2 separate regions of the Homo sapiens genome follow, and region 1 is linked to region 2. A link is a loop called in an ENCODE intact Hi-C map of the cell type or tissue named here. Cell type or tissue: MCF 10A. All regions are shown on one strand. Each heading gives the region's core, and the rest is flanking DNA. Links, peaks and the distances in the headings are about the cores only.

The links. Hi-C counts contacts between places; a loop is a spot of excess contacts. Peaks named below come from ENCODE experiments on the same cell type or tissue, not always from the same donor. Only the 100,000 strongest peaks of a DNase experiment are listed, where the experiment ranks them.
Region 1: it touches region 2 in a loop (12-fold over the local background); 2 of 110 quality-filtered maps call a loop at or near these places.

The regions. Positions count from the first base shown.
Region 1 is chr14:43,792,294-43,800,941 of GRCh38, reverse strand. No RefSeq gene overlaps it. Among named protein-coding and RNA genes, the nearest start is that of LINC02307, 590 kb to the left of the region's middle. In MCF 10A, for the core only: a CTCF peak has its summit at 5,129 (motif pointing right); no DNase peak of the experiment used is centred there.
Region 2 is chr14:42,907,234-42,915,881 of GRCh38, reverse strand. No RefSeq gene overlaps it. Among named protein-coding and RNA genes, the nearest start is that of LRFN5, 1.3 Mb to the right of the region's middle. In MCF 10A, for the core only: a CTCF peak has its summit at 3,968; no DNase peak of the experiment used is centred there.

The DNA of each region.
Region 1 (8,648 bases), core at 3,666-6,165, 880 kb before region 2:
ACCAGAGCAAATCACTTTTACACAAAGGAAGACAGGAAGGAAGAAAAGATGAGAGGACCAACCAAACAACCAGAAAACGAATAACAAATTGGCAGTAGTAAGTCCTATCTATCAATAATAACAGTGAATGTAAATGGACTACATTCTCCAATTAAAAGACAAGAGTAGCTGAATGGATAAAAAGACAAAAAGAAAAACAAAACCTAATTCTATGCTGCCTGCAAGTAACGCACTTCACCTACAAAGATACACATAGACTGAAAATAAAGTCATGGAAAAAGATATCCCATGCAAATGGAAACCAAAGGACAGCAAGACTATCTATGGTTAGATAAAATAGCTTTGCACATTTGTTTTGAGGAATTAATTAGCCATACCTACTGTCCTCTAAGGGCCTCATACTGTTCAAAGAGTCCAAATCTCTCTCATGATGGCACCCAGAGAAATCTCCTTATTTGGGGGACATACCTTTCCATGAGAGAAAATGAAGACATCAAATTATTATCTGGCTTCTTACCTCAACATGCATTAATAATTCCCACAAAGGGAATCAACTCTTGTGATACTATAATGTACACTGAATTTTATTCAGCACTTACTTATTTCAGCTGTTTCAACTTTTTAAATTACCATGTTGAATGTGCTTATATGTGTTTTATTAGTATAATGAGAATATGATATACTTCTCAGCTTCTTTATGGTTTGTTTTTGTTTTGTTTTTTGCTTATTGCCTCACTAATGTTTCATGGACAATATAATATTTTGCTTTGGATGGCAATCCTTGTCATACTAAGTACTAGAATGTAGAAGCCAATATTTCACGGCATTTCTATTTTCTTTAAAATAATGTCATATCAATTACCTGTTTTGTTCCCCTCCTCACTTCATCTATCTTCACATTCCCATGGTGAATTATTTTCTTTTTCTAAAATCTCCATTTAGATGCATTCTTTTTCCTCTCAGCCTTTGAACTCTGTGTGAGCAATGATTATGTCTATCTCAGGACTATTGAGAAGGATTTTGCACTTCGTGTACTGCAAAGTGCCCATATAAGAGAGAATGAACTGGTAGGGTCTATGTTCTACTCTTTACCAAATCATTTGCCCTTTCAGTTAATTTACACTGATAAAGAGTGCTATTTTGTAACTCACTTGAAAAATTCTTGCAGAGACATTGTATGTACTGATAGGTACTCCCCAACAACTTCTCCAAACCCCAAAATAGCTTGTTCCTCACTGTTTTTACAGGACCAATTCAGAGGTTGATAAAGATAAGTATTTAATAAAATGTTTAATTAATTATATGTCTAATTATACTTGCTCCCGATAAACGGTGTTTCTCCCATTCAGTAACAGTGCTTTAGCTTTATGCCATCATAAGTCAGGAAGTAGTGATGTTTTAATGCCAGTACCACACAGTGATAAAAACAAATAGGAACTTCTAAGTTTATTATTCTGGTTTTACCATTTACCAACTGTGGGACCCTGGGAAAATTACCTAATCTTTTTGATTTGTAGTTCCCTTATCTTTTAAAAGGAGACATTATCAGCAATTATTCCATAGAATTACCATGAGAGTTTAAATGGTGTCTGTTCTAGCAACAGTGTTGCTTCCTCTGAGAAATGGGTTGTTTACCATTGATTATGTTCCAATCTTTTCATTGCTGCTTGGATATTCAAAGCCAAATCCCCAGTCTACTTGTCACAAATCAGTAAGACTTTACAACATATAATTCATATACTAACTTTACATAGTTTTTGTTATAGTTTACCTTTAAATGCTATTTTTTTCACCTTAAATTTGTTTAGGAAATTGATGTTTATATCAAATAATTGCTTGGTAAAATATGAGAAAAAGGTTACCCTAATTTTCGACGTAATCTTCCACAAGGAAATTTGAGGAAATTTCCTCAATTTTCCTCAATTCCTTTGTAATTGTCTAGCATAATTTTCACTTCTGTTCTACTAATAGAATAAAATCTGTCATATATTAAAATAGAAAAATGAGTATATTTTGTATAATATGCTGTCTACATATAAAATGCAGCCTTTATTAGTAGTTATTCCTAGAGGATATTGTCATATGATATATCAGGATATAATTAATGTAGTTAGTTACATTTAGATGCTGCCATAAAATTTTTACTATTAAATCTTTATAAAACACCTACAAGAAACTATATTTAATGAAAAATACTTTTCATAAACATTTCTAACCTGAAGTTAGAGTCAAACTATACTAAAGAAATTAAAGAAATTAAAATTGTCCTGAGAAAGTTAAAAAAAAACCCTTGGTTATTGTAAAGTCACAATGACTTCTTTAATATTGGATTCAAAATTACTGTAATATCAGAGACCTTAATAGCACCTGGAAATGCTGTTTAAGACTATCATTATATGAGGATTGAAATAATTGCTATTTTCCTTGTTAAACAATTGCTGAGACATCTGTAATTTATAATTGGTAATGATTTAAAAATGTTTTGACAGGGTTCTATGCGATCACAATATGGGACACATATAGGGTCCTTATGCATTCTAAATTTCAAATTTCATTTTATTTTAATTGGATTATAAAATTGAGCTCCTAATAGATGTATAATTTTGATGTTTTTTTACTAAGTAATATGCTGCAGAGTTAGTTTTTAGGACTATTTTGCCTTCGTTACATACTCTTCTTAAGGACAAATACTTATGCCAACATATTTTAAAATAATTTCTGGAGAAATGCTATATTAAGTCGATATTAACAAGTTTAAAATAAATTTACCCAAGAGAGCTAAGAGTTCTTTCGGGGTCAATGTATTAACAAGTGAAGGTTGTAAACTTTACTGTTTTCTCTATTTTATTATCAAATTTCTCAAACAAATACCCACAGGCAATAATAAAAATAACACCTTTAATGGCATAGGTAATTAGAACCCAAGAAAAGCTACCTAAGGGAAAAACCTTGTGAATCTTTTATTTTTTCCCCAAAAATCTTTTTAAAAAAGGAAATAAAGTCCCTGAAATTATTATATAAAAATCTCCCTTGTGCTGTAACATCCTCTACCTGCAGGAGATAAATTTAATCAAAAACAAAAGACCAAAGAAGAAAACATTTGTGCTTCCAAGCCCCGTTTGCCAAAATAAGCTATGGACTGGAAAATAGGAGATATCTTCTCTAATTTAATTTTAATTGATTAGTTGTTTTACCATAGATTCTGTGACTTGCTCAATGTCACAAAGCTAGTTATCAGCTGAGCTTTGATTAAAAAGATGTGATATTCTCTCAGGTCAGTCTCTACCTAATTGTTTTCTTCTTGCACAGGTGATGGCGTTCGTCTTGCAAGAAGTGGGGAAAACTTTTCCAATTAGCCAAGTTAGTGAAGTTTCTCAAAGGTTGATTTTTTTTTTTTTTTTGACCTTTGACAATGATGCATTAGTGAAAGACTAAGCAGCGGAATCACAAAATCAGGCTTAAATTCTAAAATGTTTACAGTGATGAGAAGGATGAATGAAGAGGCTGTTGTCCATGCCAGAGCATAAGAGTTTTACATATGATAGAGAATCCTAGGATAGTTTGAAGTGCAACCATTCAGGAGATTAAAAGAACAGGCTTTAGGTTGGACTGAGGGAGAAGATCTTGAGAATGCTACCCAAGGCCTTCTATCAGGTTTGAAAATAACTAATGGGAAAGGCTGACCAAGAGGGCCGTAACCTTTCCCTCAGCTTGACTAACCTTTAGAGAGGCTTCTTTCTGCCCCTGCCCATAGGCCCCTGATCTTCCATTCACCCTAGCCCTTACAGAATTCAGATAGCCTAACCCCAGAGGACTCACCCCTCCCTTTTCTCAGAGCATTCATGTTAATAAGCTTGCAATTGCAAATTCTTTCTCTGACTTTAAGATGTAAATAATTTTAAAAGGCTTACTAGCTTATAAACTCAAGACTGTCTTTGTTTGGGACCTAGGAAACATATATTTGGAATGTAACCATTGAGGAAGGTAATACCCGCCTCTCAGTCTCTGTGTGAGTATAGGAGCCTAACTTTGAGCGGTGGCCACTTGCCATAAATTGCGAAACTACCTCTTGTAATAAAAACAGAAAAATTTTATTTTTTCCTTTGGATAAAGCCAAGTAGCTAACACAGATGGTCCCTCCAATTGTTTTACTGTTATTATTCTTATTTGTTTACTTTCAGCTCCATCCTGACATTTACATTCTGAATCTATGTTGATTTTTGTCTTCAGGTAACAGGGAATAAACTAACAATTTAGTAAAGGCGGTTCTCTTTGGGGGAGCCCAAATAGGTCTAAATGTTCCATAAATCTTAGTCTTCTCAACATCAGTGTCTAACTAGTGATCTAGCAGAAACACTTTAAGTTTGAAAGGAAAATTATTTTAGTTTTCTGGCGCTGTCATAACAAGCTACCACAAACTGAGTGGTTTAAAACAAAAGAAATTTATTGTATTACAGGTCTGGAGGCTAGAAGTCTGAAACGAAGGTGTCATCATGGCCCTCTGCACCCTGTAAAGAAGAATCTCCTTTTTTCTGCTGCTTCTAGCTTCTGGTATTTGCTGGCAATCCTTGATGTCAGCTTGTATATGCATTAGTCTAATCTCTGCCTCCACCCTCATATGGCTATCTTCTCCCTATGTGTCTGCACATCATCTTCCCTCTGTGAGTCTGTGTCCAAATACCTGTCTTCTCTAATTGTATTAGATAAGAAGACCACCCTCTTCCAATATGACTTCATCTTAACTAATTACATCATTGCAGATATCTTTTTAGTTAACAGAATTCAACCTTTAGCAAAGATTAAAGGAGAGCAAATGATATCATGTCTTAAAATTCAAAGTCCTAAACAAAGCTTTTAGAATATTTACACTTAATCATTTTGGGTTTATCTTGAACACTGTGAAACCTGATGGAGTTTGAATCAATCCAGAAATTAGGAAGCACAAATACCAAGTCTTTTTATTATAAACACCTCTCAAATATGAATACTTTGGGAAAGGCATATATTATCCATTATTTTCACATTCATAATGGGTTTGATGATTTTTAGCAAATACTAAATATGGTATAAAAGATATACTCTTGAAAATACCACAAACTCCTGCAGTGCAATTCAGAAACTACCACTTGGTGGCAAGATAATGCTGCTGTTAATGGGCTTAGCAATGACCTACATACTTTTTCCTTTGAATTCTAAATCCTTGATAAATTTGAAATAGATTTGCAAAGGGAGACAGGCTAAATTACTGACATTTTTTAAAAAGAAAATAATTTACATAATAAAAATGACTCTGGTAAAACACACATGTAAAATTCAGTTCAAACAATGAGTTAATTCTTTGACTATTATTAGTAAAATACTCAAATAAAAATGGAAATGAATAAGAAAATAATTATTCCATAGATATATTTTATATCTGTATATTTTCTTACAAATCCTAGCCCAAGGTGAGGTGTCATAATTTTTTTTTGGCTCTGGCTCATTTGATTGAGCATGACTACCCAGTGCAATATTTACATTTGTCTCCCGGTAGCACTTTAGAATAATATGTCCCTATTTTATTGAACTACTACTACCTTTTAGAAGAATTATGAAGCTTCTGGCAGGGAAAAATGGATTCCTTACTTGGCACTGTGGTCAGACAATGTTATGCTTAGTAAATATACAGTGTTTTCTATGAAAAAGAGTATGAAGATTTCTCAAATAACTAAAAGTAGAACTACGATTTAACCCGACAATCCCACTACTGGGTATCTACTCAATAAAAAAGAAATTATTTTGCCAGAAAAGACACCTGAACTTTTATGTGTATCACACATTATTCACAATAGCAAAGTCATAGAATAAACCTAACAGTCCATCAATGGATGAGTGAATAAAAGAATTGTGGTACATATACACCATGGAATATTATACAGCCATAAAAATGAATATCATGTCCTTTGCAGCAACATAGAAGAAGCCAGAGGCCATTATCTTGAGTAAAATAAGAAACAGCAAGTCAAATACTGCATATTCTCATTTATAGGTGAGAGCTAAACAATGAGTACATATGAACATAAAGAAGAAAATAATAGACACTGGGTACTCCAAATGTGCAGAGGTTAAGAGGGAGGTGAATGTTAGAAAATTACTTATTGTGTACAATGTTCAGTATTCAGATGAAGGATACACTAGAAGCCCAAACCCCACCATTATACAATATATCCATGTAGCAAACCTGCACATGTACCCCCTGAATCTAAAATAAAAATATATAGGTATGCACACATACAAGTATAAGATTTCCTAATGAGTCTATATTCATTCTAAAATACAGAAGAAATAGAACTGTTTTCCAGGATTCTCTGTTTGAGGGAAAATAGAGTAACAATAGAAAAGGCCTATTTTATATATATGAAGAAAAATGAAAAGGGATAATAATAAACAATTCATGGAAAAATTATTTGATTATTGAGAATATAAAAGATTTAATGATATTCTTGAGCAAAGGGAATTGAATATAAATTATTGTTTTGTTGTCTAACAATCTCTTTCAATGCTTACTTAATTTTTTCATAGACAATCATTCTAGGAAATATTTGAAGAGTAGCCTCTCATTGGCATAGGAGACATAAAGGTTTGGATTGTTTTATTTCTATGTTATTTTGAGGCAGTATTTTACAGTAGTTAGGAAGGAAGTGTATTGCATCTTGAGTCCCACCTCTATAGTCTACTATATACTCTTGAGCTAGTCACTTAACTTCATTTCACTTCAATTCAAACATTTGTAAAATTTGAGAAATAGTAGTACCTACCTTGTGGAGTTGGTGTGAGAATTAAATAGAGTTATGCCCTTAAAGTGCTTGGTTTAGTATCTCTTCCACTGTAAACATTAAGTATAATTTGTTAATATTTTTCCTAAGCATCCCTGGGTACATATTTCTTGGATATTTGATGAACAATTAGGATCTTGGAAGAATTTCAGGAAAGAAGTTTCCACCAAATTCCTTTTTCCCAAGCCTTTTTGCAACTTACTAACAATTTTCAAGTAGAACAAGATTATAGGTCGTTTTGGTTGCTGACAGAAGATCAATTTTTCTTGCTCTTTCTGGCTTTTGGTGCTTTGCTTTGGCTGGCAATCTAAAATCAAAGAATGCCTGGAGGTGTCGCATTTTCTGGGAAAGTACTGGAGCCCTGCAGTGTTAATGCTGACTGTAGTTCTATGATGAGCTTTTCAACTTCTGTGCCATGCCTTTTAATGAATTTTGCCAGGGGCTGCAACTTCTAAACTTTTTTCTCAGATCCTTTTTAGCCTCTTAACATATTGCCAAAGCTGATAGAGAGAGATATCACAAAGTCATTCCTGGTGCTGAAATAGTCTACTCCGTGGTGTTTGCCATGGGCAGAGGGTCAACACTAAGCAATAGACAGACTCTAACAAAGAACTAATGTAAATGTGCCCTATCCATTAAGTCTTAGAGGTATACTTCTTTGTTTAAGTTTTATGCTTGGCTGTTTGTTAATTTAACAATATAATTTACAATAAGCAATATGAAAATGCATGAACAAATCGCTTTGGAAATTTAACTTTAAATATGAAGAATTACTTTTTATAGAAGTATCTAGCATCTCAGGACTTCAAAGTTTGTTTTCACTTGCTTATAAAAGTTTTCTCATGTATGTCAAATATGCAAGCTATTTTGAGAAATATTTTTGGCAGAGTCGCCTCCTATCCCAAGTAACAAGTATCAACAAAGGCTTGAGGGATGCAATGAACACAGGAGCATCGCTACAACGCACACACAACAGAGAGACATAAGAATTAGTCACTGGCTACTTTCAGAAGCAAAAACAGCACTTCTTTCTCTTCACTTTTTCTCTACTCAAAATATACAGAAATGGCCAAACTGTGGATATGCTTAGCTGCTTGTTTTTGTAGTAAAAATATAGATCATTTGTAGGTATGTAAAAAATTTAAAAAAGAAAATATGAAGATAATAAAGGCTAGAGGTGAGAATATAAAAGATCAAAAGCGCTGGTCAAAATTTTAGGCTCTTCTGTTGGATCTTAGAAGTGTTTTCCTTTACTGTGGAGAAAAGTACTCTGGAAGAAGAAATTACCTACCCAACTGGAGGTCCATTTTATCATATATAGTATACTCTTTCTATTTCCATAAGGAATTTTAAAATGTCATCTGCCTTTAGTGTTTAAAAGATAAATAAGCATAAATGCAGTTTCCCTATTAAACCAAAACAAATAGAAGTTAAAATCAGTTGAAACATTTTAAATGAACCATTGAAACATCAAGACAGATAATAATGTAGAAACATAGATGATAATTTAGATAATGAAGGAGACTTTTATTTTCACCTGGAGTGACAGAGGATATATAAGAGATTATATCCCATGGATAATTTAAAGTTAATTCATTCAAAATAGAAAGGAATTTGAGATATTTTAGAGGCTGGACAGAAGAGGGCTGTTTCTACGAGATCTCTTAGGGACATAGAATTCCTACAGAAATAAAGGTGGACTATTTACTTGGCACCTTCTGTATCCCATTTGGGAGTGAATCACTCAGCAAAGGTCATAATTTTCCTTAGAGACAGAGCAGAATATGTCTTCTACTTCTGGGTGGGATATTGACTTGTATTCTGTCCAGATAT
Region 2 (8,648 bases), core at 2,961-5,460:
TAAAAAGGGGAGTTTTCCTGCACAAGCTCTCTTCTCTTGTTTGCTGCCATGTGAGACATGCCTTTCACTTTCTGCCATGATTGTGAGGCCTCCACAGCCACGTGGAACTGTAAGCCCATTAAACCTCTTTCTTTTGTAAATTGCCCAATCTCAGGCATGTCTTTATCAGCAGTGTGAAACAGACTAATAAAGTAAATTGGTACCAGAAGAGTGGGGTGTTGCTGAAAAGATATCCAAAAATGTGGAAGCGACTTTGGAACTGGGTCACAGGCAGAGATTGGAACAGTTTGAAGGGCTCAGAAGAAGACAGGAAAATGTGGGAAAGTTTGGAACTTCCAAGAGACTCCTTAAAGGGCTTTGAACAAAATGCTGATAGTGATATGGACAATGAAATCCAGTTTGAGATGTCACAGATGGAGATGAGGAACTTGTTGGGAACTAGAGCAAAGGTGACTCTTGTTATGTTTTAGTGAAGAGACTGGCAGCATTTTGACACTGCCCTAGAGATCTGTATAACTTTGAACTTGAGAGAGATTATTAGGCTATCTGGCAGAAGAAATTTCTAAAGAGCAAAGCACTCAAGAGGTGACTTGTGTGTTGTTAAAGGCATTCAGTTTTAAAAGGGAAATAGAGCATAGAAGTTCAGAAAATGTGCAGCCTGACAATACAATAGAAAAGAAAATCTCATTTTCCAAGGAGAAATTTAAGCTGGCTGCAGAAATTTGCATAAGTAACGAGGAGCGGAATCTTCCCAAGATGATAGGGAAAATGTCTCTAGGGCATGTCGAAAATCTTCACAGCAGCCCCTCCCATTACAGACCTGGAGGCCTTGGAGGAAAAAATAGTATCCTTGGCTGGGCCCAGGGTCCCTGTGCTGTGTGCAGATTGGGGACTTGGTGCCCTGCATCCCAGCCACTCCAGCCATGGCTGAAAGGGGCCAATGTAGAGCTTGGGCCATGGCTTCACAGGATGCAAGCCCCAAGCCTTGGCAGCTTCCATGTGGTGTTGAACCTGAGAGTGCACAGAAGTCAAAAATTGAGATTTGGGAACCTCTGCCTAGATTTTCAGATGATGTATGGTAATGGCTGGATGCCCAGGCAGAAATTGGCTGCAGGGGTGAGGCCCTCATGAAGAACCTTTGTTAGGGAGTGTTAAAGGGAAATGTGGGGTTGAAGCCCCCATGCAGAGTCCCTACTGGGACACTGACTAGTGGAGCTGTGAGAAGAGGGCCACCATTTTCCAGCTCCCAGAATACGGCAGATCCACCAACAGCTTGCACCGTGCACCTGGAAAAGCCACAGACACTCCATGCCAGCTTGTGAAATCAGCCAGGAGGGGCTATATCCTTCAAAGTCACAGAGGTGGAGCTGCCCAAGACAATGGGAACCCACCACTTGCATCAGCATGACCCAAATGTGAGACATGCAATAAAAGGAAATCATTTGTTCTTTAAGATTTGCCTGCCCTGCTGGATTTCAGACTTGCTTGGGGCCTGTAATCCCTTTGTTTTGGCCAATTTCTCACATTTGAAATGGCTATATTTACCCAATGCCTATACCACCATTGAATCTAGGAAGTAACTAACTTGCTTTTGATTTTACGTGCTCATAGGCAAAATAGACTTGCCCTGTCTTGGATGAGACTTTGAATTGTGGACTTTTGAGTTAGTGATGAAATGAGTTAAGACTTTGGGGGACTGTTGGGGTGGCATGATTGGTTTTGAAATGTGAGGGCATGAGATTTGGGAGAGACCAGGGGTGGAATGATATGGTCTGGCTCTCTCCCCACCCAAATCTCATCTTGAATTTCCATGTGTTGTGGGAGGGACTCAGTAGGAGGTAATTGAATCATGGGGGCAGGTCTTTCTTCTGTTGTTCTTGTGGTAGTGAATAAGTGTCATGACAGCTGATCATTTTCAAAAGCGAAGTTTTCCTGCACAAGCTCTCTTCTCTTGTCTACTGCCATGTGACACATGCCTTTCACCTTCTGCCATGATTGTGAGGCCTCCACAGCCACATGAAACTACAAGTCCATTAAAGTCTTTCTTTTGTAAATTGCCGAATCTCTGGTATGTTTTTATCAGCAGCTTAAAAATGGACTAATACAATACCCAAAGGAATATAAATTATTCTACTATAAAGACACATGCACGTGTATATTTATGCAGCACTATTTACAACAGCCAAGTCATGTAACCAACCCAAATGCTCATAAATGATAGATTGGATAAAGAAAATGTGGTATATATACACCATGGAATCTATGCAGCCATAAAAAGTAATGGGATCATGTCCTTTGCAGAGACATGGATGAAGCTGGAAGCCAACATCATTAGCAAACTAAAACTAGAACAGGAAACCAAACACCATATGTTCTCACCTAAGTGGAAATTGAACAATGAGAACACATTGACACAGGGAGGGGAACAGCACACACCAGGGCCTGTTAGAGGGTGTGGGGGAGTGAGGGGAGGGAGCTTAGAGGACAATTCAATAGGTGCAGCAAACCACCATGGTGCACATATACCTATGTAAAATACCTGCACGTTCTGCCCATGTATGCTGGAACTTAAAGGAAAATTAAAAAAAAAAATCTAGCTTAGAGAGATGTGTAAGGAGACCAGTACTTGACGGACAAGAACATGAAGTTGTGGCATGAGTTCAGACAGTAAGACCTTTACAGCATACATCTAGCCTGCTCAAGTGACATTTTAAGAGCAAATTCAAATCACATTGATTTCCACCATGAAGAGTAAGCAAAATACTTGGAAATCAAAGCTTTGAAGTAGTCATGTTTCTTTGTCCTAAATAAAATAGCAGCCACTTTCATCTAGGGACTGTATATACAGATGTTGAAGATTTCTTGCACTAGAGCCTTGGCTAGAAGAATGGGGAGTTGCTTAATTTCATGCCTGCTATTTACAATGCTTTTGCTTGTTTGTTTGCTTATCATTTGCATATTTTTTTACGTATTGGTCTATAACACCCATATGAACTAGCTTCTCTTTAACTAATGGTCTTGTAATGAGTAGTCTGCTTGGTTGATCTATTTAAGATAGGCTGAGAAAAATTTGCATAAATGAGTTCCTTAATTCGTGTTGCTTAAAAATCCATTCAGCAATAATATAGCTTAGGAAGAATGGTACAAAATTTGTTCAATAGATTTCCTAACCTAAAATGAGAAGCCATGTGTTTTTACAAGATAAAAACAGATAGATACCTGGTATATTACCTATGAATCTAAAATAAAACTGAAGCACAAAATTTCTTATATAATGAACAAAATAAATAATGGAAAGACCCTAACAAACTAGATTTCCTTGCAATTTTATAAATATTGTTGGTGTCTGATGACATTGCAACTGATAATAAAATATGTTTTAAAGGTTCATATAAAACTTTATTATTTTGATTTAAAAATATACAAATGGACTTTTTTCACCAAGATTGTTATAAGCAAAAAAGGCCTTTAAATATAGATCACAAAATAATAGTTCTCTGGAAAAATACTCGCAGAAAACACATGTACAATGAATGTTCTACTATTTGAATTTTTTCTATTTCTTTAGAAATGACCAAGAGATTCAGTATGCCTACAAAATGTTTTCAGTATTGAATTCTTATATTTTTAGTTTATTTTTCTATTGAATACATGACAAGTAATGCTGATTTGATAGACTTTTTGAAGCTTTTCTAAATATTTCCATAATGATTTATGATTTATTGGAAACACGCTTTGTTTTCCAAATCATAATTCATCTAGTATTTAATAACATGATTTTTCTAGTATTTGAGGAAATAACTATCAAAGTGAAATTAACAAATACAGATTGAAAGAAAACATATAGAAAATTCACATTGCAGCTAATGGGATTATAAGAGAGTATGAGGTAGCCCACTACATGTGGGTCATATGAGTCTTTGTGTTTCATAAACTGATTCAGTATTTTTTTAAATTTCAACTTTTATATTAGATATAAAGTATACATGGCCAGGTTTGTTACATGAGTATATTGCACCCTGGTGGTGAGCATAGCTCACCAGATAGATAGCTTTTCAACACACACCCCACTCTGTCCTTCCCTACTCTAGTAGGCTGCAGTACTTATTGTTCCTATGTTTATGTTCATATGTGCTCAATGTTTAGTTCCCACTTAAAAGTGAGAGCATACAATATTTAGTTTTCTGTCTCTAAGTTAATTTGCTTAGGACTTGGCCTCCAGCTCCATCTATGTTGTGGCAAAGAATATATCATTCTTTTTATGGCTGGGTAGTATTGCATGGTGTATATGGGCCATGTTACCTTTGTCTGACCCACCATTGATAAGCACTATAAGCACTTAGGTTGATGTCATATCCTTGGTATTGTGAATGGCACCACAATGAACATATGAGTGCATATATCTTTTTGGTATAATGATCTATTTTCTTTTTTATTGCCACACTATTGAAAAGACTCAGTATGTTTAAATAAGAAACAGGAGTGCCTGAATCCAGTAAGTCAGTCTCATGGAAAAATTTATTCTTCCACACATTAGCAAGTAAGTTTATTAATAATAAATGCCCTGCAAAGGCTGTAAAAGTATGTAGATTAGGAAAAGGAAGAGTTGTGAATACTTATTGACAGTGAAACTTCTCATGAATGTTTTGGTAAGATCCAATGTGCATTTTTATCAATGTAAAATAATTAAGACATGCTAATATCCATTGCTAATAAAAAGAGAAGGTAAACTCAATAACATAAGTATCAAACAGTACTTATGATTTCTCTTGGCATCAAATAGATTAACATATTCACCCACTATTTTAAAGTGATATCTAAATTTCTTTAACAATATGGAGCGATGTAAGATCTTTGATTTCAAAATATTGCTATATTTAGTATTTAGAAAATCAGATAAAAAATAAAAGTAGAGGAGAAAGAAAGTTAAACATGTATTATTATGTAATCCAGACAAAGAGTATATTTGGTTTTTTAAAGGATTTTTCAATCTATACATCTGACAAAGGTCTAATATCCAGAGTCTACAAGAAACTTAAATAAAGTTACAAGAAAAAGAAAACAACTAACTCCATTATAAAGTGGGCAAAGAACATGAACAGACACTTCTCAAAAGAAGACATGCATTTGGCTAACAAACATATGAAAAAAAATCTCAGCATCACTGATAATTAGAGAAATGCAAATCAAAACCACGATGAGATACAATATCATGCCAGGCAGAATGATGATTATTAAAAAGTCAAAAAACAATAGACGCTGGCTAGGTTGTGGAGAAAAAGCACAATTTCACACTTTTGGTTGGAGTGTAAATTAGTTCAACTGCTTTGTAAGACAATGTGGCAATTTCTCAGAGATCTAGAGGCAGATATATCATATGACCCAGCAATCTCCTTACTGGGTATATACCTAAAGGAATATAAATCATTCTATTTGAAGATACATGCACATGTATGTTCACTGCCACACTAGTCACAATAGCAAAGACATAGAATCAACTCAAATGTCCATCAATGATAGACTGGATATAGAAAATGTAGTACATATACACCATGGAATACTATGCAGACATAAAATAGAAACCAAACACCACATGGTATCGCTTATAAGTCGGGGCGGAATGATGAGAACACGTGGACACATGGTGGGGAACAACTCATACTGGGCCCCATGGGGTAGGGGGAGGGGGAGGGGAAGAATCAGGAAGAATACCTAATGGATGCTGGGCTTAATACCTAGGTGATGGGATAATATGTGCAACAAACCACTATGACACATATTTACCTATGTAACAAACCTGCATATTCTGCACATGTGCTTCTGAACTTAAAATTAAAATTGAAGATGAAAGAAGGAAAATAAATGGTTTTGACAGAATGGCTAAATACATACAACTGACATATCTTAGAATTATTAAAATGTTGACTATAATCTTAGAAGTGACATTATGAAAAATTTATTCAAATTGGTTGAGACATGAACACAGTCACAAAGACTGACTGAAAAATGACACAATGTTTAACGATAAATGGCACTGTGTCAAAGTGTCAAATTTATGTGAAGGCCTCCAATTGAGAGCCCACAGAATCTGTAATATTTTCAGATATACTGAAAATTTTCATGTGATGCAGAAGAGAAGAAACAAAAATAATTACAAAGAAATAAACTGCTAACTTTGTGGTTTTTAGTATACTAAAAATTCACAAATCATTTGGATATATTGAGGGTTGTATTATTTTATTTACCAGTTTTCTCTTTCTTATCTTCATCTTCTTAGACACTTAAACACATCAGCAAACTCTTCACCAATTTAAATTTTCATTAAAATGTACAAAGAGAATGTTACAATAACTTGACCTCACAACTTATGTTTTTACACTTAAATGATAACATTGATTTAAAAGTACTATGCTTTGTATTCTTTTCATTCATTTTGTATTAGTGGGTAGGAGAAGAAACATATCACAGAACAAATATGTTATTATAAACCTACAGTTATGTTTATGAAATATACTATCCTTGAATATTTATAAATTGGTTATTATATCTAAAATCTATGACTATTAGCAAAATAACAATCTAAAAGAAAAAAAGCTCAAGTTATTCATTAGCAAAAAATTGTTAAGAAACAAAAGGATGTTCCCTTTGTTCTTCCTAATATTATTTTTCTTTTACATTTTTTATTTAAAAATATTACTGGAAATAAGTTTCTTGCATTTTTTAAAGAGGGTTTTTTTTTAACTCTCTCTCAAACTCTCGTATTTTTTCAATTTCATGATTTCTGTCCTAATTTTTATATCTTTTTTACACCTCAGCTAGTTAATTCAGATTTATCTTGTTGTACTTTTATTGACTTCCTCTGTAGAATATACTATACCTTTATTTTAATATAGAATTTATAAAAATAAATTTAAATTATCAGTAATATCTCTAATTACTACTCTAGCTTTATTCCACCTGCTTTGACACATAGTATTAATACCATTCAGTTTTAATTTTTTTTTTTTGAGACGGAGTCTCACTCTTCCGCCGAGACTGGAGTGCAGTGGCGCGATCTCAGTTCACTGCAACGTCCCCCTCCTGGGTTCAAGCCATTCTCTTGTCTCAGCCTTCCAAGTAGCTGGGATTACAGTTGTGCGCCACCACACCCAGCAAATTTTTGTATTCTTAGTAGAGACGGGGTTTCACCATGTTGGTCAGACTGGTCTCAAACTCTTGACCTCTTGATCTGCCTTCCTCGGTCTCCCAAAGTGCTGGGATGCAGGTGTGAGCCACCATGCCTGGCCTCAGTTTTAAATTTATAAAAATTTCTAGTGTGATTCCCTTTCTATGCCTAAATAATATTGAGCTTCATTTAAAAATTAAAAAAAAATAAACGTGTATTATATATATATACATATATAATTTCTAATTTGGTTAAAATATTGTTTTCAAAAATAGCATGCGTTTTACTGATATTATTCTTTAAAGTTTATTGAAACTTCTTTGTGTCTGTATTGTCAAATTAATTAAAGGTTTTTATGTACATGATATGGTTTGGCTGTGTCCCCAGCCAAATCTTATCTCAAATTTTAATCTGAATTGTAATCCCCACATGTTGGGGGAGGGACCTGGAGAGAGGTGACTGGATCATGGGGGCGAATTCCCCCATGCTGTTATCATGATAGTGAGTGAGTTCTCACGAGATCTGATGGTTTTATAAGGGATTCTTCCTCCTTTTTGCACTCTCTCTCTCTGTCTCACACCTGCCGCCATGTAAGAAGTGCCTGCTTCCCCTTCTGCTATGATGGTAAGTTTCCCGAGGCTTCCCCAGCCATGTGGAACTGTCAGTTAATTAAACCTCTTTTCTTTGCAAATTACCCAGTCTTTGGCAGTTCTTTATAGCAGTGTAGCAGTGTGAGAACGGACTAATACAGGAAACACAACAATGCACTTTTTAAATTTTGTATAAATATGTATTCAGTTTGTTAATTTTTTATTTGCATAATCTTGATTACTAACATTTTCTGCTTGACCTATACATAGCTATTTGTTAATATTTTCATAATTAATTTCATTAATGATTAATGCAATAACATAAATATTTATTTAATTGATTTACCATTATGTATTTATTTCCTTTTTCTTTTTAAGTTTCAATGTATTCCTTTTGTTCCCATTGTTAGTTTAAAATTTTATGATGGCAAGAAAAGAACTGGAATGGGCTTGTAATCTTTCTTTTGAACAGGGACAGCTGAGGAGTAAAAAGTGACTCAGTCAAATCCCTTTTAAACATATTAATAACCAGACCTTTTCTAAAAATACTTAGAATGCTTACTAGAAAAATACTCATGCATGTATCTTGCCTATGAATTGTGAGCACGAGATACCTGTTCTCTCTAGGCCACTTATTGTAAACACAACAAAGCAAAACAAAACTTCGATTCATAAATGTATAGGGGTTTATGATGGTTGGATGGAAAATGAATGAAAATAATGTAAGCTTTATAAGCAATGGAATATAAAATAAATATGCTCCATACTCAAATGGTACCCTTTATAAGTGATGGCTCCACATGAATTGGTTTGAATGAACCTTGCATGTCGAATCCAATTTGAAATGAATTCCAATTTTGAACCAGGGTCTCTGGGAATCAGATTCGACAATC